Regions from separate parts of the Homo sapiens genome. Here region 2 is linked to region 1. A link is an interaction called in ENCODE POLR2A ChIA-PET data of the cell type or tissue named here. Cell type or tissue: MCF 10A. All regions are shown on one strand. Links, peaks and the distances in the headings refer to the core of each region. The heading gives the core; the rest is flanking DNA.

Region 1 (2,928 bases), core at 123-2,622:
CATTTCTTCTATTTTGTTTTGAAAAAACAACTGGTCCTTTTCTCAATTTCATGTGGATCTAGAGGCACAGTCAATTAAGGTGTCTGGTTATCACTCTGGCCATAGGCATGGGTCCATGCCCAGGCTGAGTTATTCACAGATGCCCTTATTTCTGGCACAGTGACTTTTTCTCAGATAGGTGTATGATCTGTTTAGGATTCAATCGTCTTCCTTGAGATTTTTCCATGGATAGGAAGGGAGAGAGACAATGAAAGAGAGATTTTTATTTAATTGGTGTTGCCAATCTGGTATAATATGAAGTTGAAATTATCACCAGCTTTGTCTTTATCATACACAAATGGCTTGTCTGTAGCTATAAAGAATAAGGTAAACTCTCAAAAAAAAAAAAAAGGGAGAGTGAGACTTCCATTGAATCCAGCTGTGATTGAAACCAGATCTACCCACGGACTTCCCAATTACATGAGCCAATGAATTGCCTTTCATTTTTGCCTAAGCTAATTGTAAGTTAGATTGCTCTCGTTTGCAACAGAAAGAGTCTCAACTAATACAAATAATTAGTTTCATTTCTTACTGTCTTTGCTTGAAAGTTCTCATTGAAAGTCAGACAAACATAGAGTTAATTATTTTCTCTATGTAGACAGGTAGCAAAATCTTATTCTATGTTTTCTTGCTCCATGGATTTTTAGTGAAACAGAAGGATCTGAATCTGTAATTTCAAAGGAAGCCATAATTACACAATCAGCGATGCAAATATTTGTCTTATAAGCTACCTGATTAAGCTTTCATTGTCCTGGGATAGGACATCAATAGGTATTACTAAATACCACGTATGTATATTGTACTGCAGCAGATTCAGAAGACAGTCTCTTCCCTTAAGGAGCTCACAATCTAGCAGAGGAGATAAAGCATATGCACACAAACAAAAAAAAATAGAACAGTACAACTATCCAATCAATAATTCATGTTGGACTTAGAAGCGTGTTTAGAATTCTAAAAGGGAAGGGAAGGAGAGGTGTGGAAAAGGGATGAGGAATTTCAGTGGTGACATGGAGTAAATAAAAGCAGAGATGGAAAAGTGAAATGCTTACTTACAGGCCAGTGATTCATCCATTTGGCTTGGGAAGGGATACCTGCAGAGGAGTGATGGATCCCAAGACTGAACAGTTAGACTGTGGTTGGATTTTTAAAAGCTTGGAATGCCAGTCTAAGGAGTTAGATTTCAGGTTTAAAGGAAGGAGAGTGGCTACAGGTATTTGGGTGGAGTGAGCTGCAATGTGATCAAGCTCTCTTGTCTTAGGTGTTTCAGGATATAGGGCTATAGTGATCTGCCCTAGGAACTCTTAAGGCAGAAGCTAAAGCAGGGAGTCATGCCAGGAGCTATTGAGACACCTAAGGCATGACGCGATGAGAGCTCAAATGTGGTTAGGGCCAAAGAGGAGGGCAGGGTGAAGACACATGAGAGAGGAAGCACATCTGGAAGAATGGACAGAAGCCAAGTCTAGACTGGAGGAGGAAGATGAGGCAATGGATTTTGAGCTGGGATGAAAGGTTGAATTTTGTGGGGCAGAATGAGGAAATTTAGGAATTTTACTGTTTGAACTTTATATTTATTTACTTATATATTTATATAAATATAAAATAAATATACTTATATTTATTTTATATTTATTTATGTTATCATTTGAATAATGTTCTTCTCTCATTATAGACTATACGCTCCTTTAATTTGTGGACCATTTCACTATTTGCTATAGTTTCACATCCAACATTTAGCATGGTACCTGAAACCTAATAGTTGCTCAATAAATATTTGCTGAATGAATGAATATTTAGTATGGTATGTAAACTGCCATTCAGTATACACATTAAATTATTAATATATTTATTTGAGCTGAAATTGATATAATGTTTGAATCATTTTAGAATGTTAAAGCAACTCTGTAAGAAAAGTTGTAGAACCAATATTTTCCCCAGTTTTATTGAGGTATGATTGACAAAAATTGCATTTATTAGGGTATATATTGTGATGTTTTGGTATATGCATACACTAAAAAATGATTACCACAATCAACCCATGTAACATATCCATCACTGCACATTGTTAACGTTTTCTTTCTGTGGCAAGAACTTTTGAGTCTACTCTCTTAGCAAATTTCAAGTTTACACTACGTTATTAACTATACTAATTGTGTTGTACAGTAGATCCCTGGTACTTATTCATCTTATAGTTAAAAGTTGGCATCCTTTGACCAATATCTCCTCTTTTCCCCACCCCCAAACTCTCTGGTAACCATCATTCTACATTTTGTTACTGTGAGTTTGACTTTTCAGATTCCACATGTAAATGAGAACATGCAGTATTTGTCTTTCTGTGTCTAGCTTATCTCACCTAGCATAACACCCTCAAGGTTCATCCCCATTGTTGCAAATGACATTCTATAAAATTACACTTTTTTAGGCTAAATAATCTTCCATTGTATATATGTACCACATTTTCTTTATTCAAATGTTGACAGACACTAAGGTTGTTTTCATTATTCACTGTTGCAAATAATGCTGCAATGGATATGGGGGGGTGCAGATATCTCTAAGATCCTGATTTCATTTCCTTTGGATATATACTCAGAAGTAGGATTGCTGGATCATAGGGTAGTTCTGTTTTTAATTTTTAAGGGAAACTCCCATACTGTTTTCCATAATGGTGGTTTTCCATAACATTCATACCAATTTACCATCTCCACAGACATCACACAAGTGTTCCCATTTCTCTACATCCTTGACAACACACTTTTTCTTTTGACTTTTTGATAACAGCCACCCTAACAAGTGTGAGATAATATCTCATTGTGGTTTTGATTTGCATTTCCCCGATGATGAGTGATGTCAATCTTCTTTCCATATACATGTCGGTCATTTGTATGTCTTTGG
Region 2 (2,928 bases), core at 185-2,684, 58 kb before region 1:
AGGCAACTTGAGAGATCCAGGTGCCCGGTTTGACCTTTGACTTGAGCTTTTACATGTTGATATGGTTCTGGGCTTTTGCATCTCCCCTCTCTTGATTTTTCCCTGAGGCAGGCTGTCCGCGTGCACAGTGGCCTGCCAGCACTTGGGAGGTGAGCGTGCTCAGTGTGTTTACTGAAGTTGTGCACAGGCTCATCTGAGATGTTTTTCCCTTACCATTCAGTGTTCCTAAAGGAACGTCATATACCATAGACCACTTAAACACTGCTATTTTGCCTCTTAGTGTGCATGTTTGAGCCCACTCAACCAACTCCTGAGATCTTACTGGGAAGCTGCTGATCACCATCTTCAGGTGTTTTCTATCTGTTGGGACATGGCCTTTCCTTAGCACTAGCTGCAATCAATTATTATTTTAGCGAGACAGTTTAACAATTTGCCTGCCCATTACCTGACATTCCTGGAAGGAAGGTTGGGTCGGGGGGACCTCTCCCGCTCTGCTCATGTCTGCCTACTGCCTCCTCTAACATTTCGCTAGCTAAGTAGAGTCAGACAAGTCACTTCACACTTTTCATTTCCTCGTGTGTAAAATGAGCATACAAATACCTAAGTAAAGTGTTGTAAGATTACATAGCAAACTTTAGTTCCTAGCTCAAAATTGTCACATGTATTAAGTGATAACTAATAAAATCATTCTCTTTAACGTCTATAACCATTCTCTAGGTGACTTAAGATATTAAGATGACTTAAATATTATCTAAACATTGATGACTCCCAAATTTGTATGTTTACTTCAAACTTCTTCCCTGAACTCCAGATTTTATTTGTGTATGCTTTTCATTTATATAAGAAGCTTATATCCAAAAGCCATGTAAAATTTAATGTCCAAACTAAATTCTTCACTTCCAACTTCAATCTATACCTTACACCTCCCAAAATCTTCCTATGTCTGTTAATGGTGATTCTACCCTCTCAGATGTTCAGGCTCACATCAGTAACCTCTGATCACCTGCTCTCCTCACCTCTCACCCCTGGCCATCACACACATACCTCTATTTTAAGTCCATTGGCAAATCCTGTTAGCTCTATCCTTACAATATTTTCAGAATTCAACAAGTTCTCACAGTCTCCACCCTCATACTTTGGTTCAGGCCAGAATCATTTTTCATATGGGTGATTGCAGTATATGTTAAACAAACCCCCTTTCACCTAGTCAAGTTTTTGTTGTTGTTGTTTTTTAAATTTGAGACAGGGTCTCACTCTAGAGTGCAGTGGTGTGATTATATCTCATTGCAACTTTGAACACCTGGGTTTAAGCAATCCTCCTGCCTCAGTCTCCTGAGTAGCTGGGACTACAGACATGCACCACCACAGCTAATTTTTATATTTTCTCTAGAGATGAGGTCTCTCTATGTTGTGCAAGCTCATGGCCTCAAGTCTCCCAAAGGGCTGAGATTACAGGCCTGAGCCACCATCCCTAGAACCATGTCATCTACTCTAAAGAGAGTGCTGAAGTTAAAATATGTCATGTCAGTTCTGTACTCAGCATCCTTATCTCCCTCTAAGTAAAAGTCAAAGTTCTTTACAATGGCCTATAAAGGTGCTATAGGATCCAGTCCCCACTCTCTACTCTGTCCTTACCTACTCTCCCTCTCCCCTTGCCCATCCCAACATAGCCACACTTGCTTTCTTGCTGTTCCTTGATGATATCAAGCAGCCTCGGGGCTTTGCATTTGTTATTGCCTCTGTGTAAACCAGTAGTAAGCAAACCTTTTCTTTAATGAGCTAGATAGTAAATATTTTCAGTTTTGGGGGCCACATACAGCCCAAGTTGCAACCACATTGCAACAGTGCCAGTGTTGCACAAACTGTGCAAATACAGCCGTAGATAATATGTAAACAACTGTGCTTGGCTGTGTTCCAGTGAAACTTTATTTACAAAAACAGGTAGTGGGCTGGATAATCCCTGGCCTATACTTCTCTTCCCCTAGATATTTGCAGGATCCATTTCCACATTTTCTTCTCGTCCTTGACCATTTGTGACAAATTGGTGATGTGAGAAACTGACATTGATGTCACCTCATCAATATAGCACTCCTTGACTTTTTCTCATAAACTAGGAGTAATTTCTGATATGGTTTGGCTGTGCCCCCACCCAAATCTCACTTTGAATTGTAATAATCCCCACGTGTCAAGGGTGGAGCCAGGTGGAGATAATTAAATCATGGGGGTGGGTTTTCTCCATACTGTTCTTGTTGTAGTGAATAAATCCCACGAGATCTGATGGTTTTATAAATGGGAGTTACCCTACACAAGCTCGCTTGCCTTCCACCATAAAAGACGTGGCTTTGCTTCTCCTTTGCCTTCTGCCATAATTGTGAGGCCTCCCCAGCCATGTGGAATGGTGAGTCCATTAAACCTCTTTTCTTTATAAATTACCCTGTCTTGGGTTTGTCTTTATTAGCAGCATAAGAACAGACTAATACAATTTCCCTTCCCCCAACACACACACATAGGCACTTCCCATGTTCACCCCAGTCCCCCTGCCTGTACTTATTTTTCCCCTTAGCTCTAACCACTACCTAAGGCACCATACGTTTATGTGTAAAGGACTTGGTTTTCTTCTCTGTGGCATCCCTGAGGCAGAGGACAGTTGATCGAGGAAAAATGAATCAGTAGACTCTGGACCAGAAGGCAGGAGTTCCTTTTAGCTCCAGTGTAGCCAACATAGCACCTACCACGTAATTTAACCCCTCCATTTACACATATCTCTTTGTAAAATGGAGGAAAGTAAGACATGCTGTAGAAATCAAACAGTAAATGCCAAAAAAGTCCTATTGAAAAGTAATCAAAATGTAAACTTTGTTAGTTGTTATACCCTAATTAGGAAAACTATAAATACCCTTCAAATCAAAGAGCTTTGAATAAATGTTT

Evidence for each region. Peaks named below come from ENCODE experiments on the same cell type or tissue, not always from the same donor. Only the 100,000 strongest peaks of a DNase experiment are listed, where the experiment ranks them.
Region 2: POLR2A ChIA-PET joins it to region 1 with 6 read pairs; 7 of 35 experiments call an interaction of 5 or more read pairs at or near these places.

What each region holds. Positions count from the first base shown.
Region 1 is chr6:147,133,810-147,136,737 of GRCh38, reverse strand. All of the region lies in intron 3 of STXBP5-AS1 (STXBP5 antisense RNA 1), which reads left to right. Among named protein-coding and RNA genes, the nearest start is that of LUADT1, 24 kb to the left of the region's middle. In MCF 10A, for the core only: no CTCF peak of the experiment used is centred there; a DNase peak (open chromatin) is centred at 1,417.
Region 2 is chr6:147,191,424-147,194,351 of GRCh38, reverse strand. All of the region lies in intron 1 of STXBP5-AS1 (STXBP5 antisense RNA 1), which reads left to right. Among named protein-coding and RNA genes, the nearest start is that of STXBP5, 12 kb to the left of the region's middle. In MCF 10A, for the core only: no CTCF peak of the experiment used is centred there; no DNase peak of the experiment used is centred there.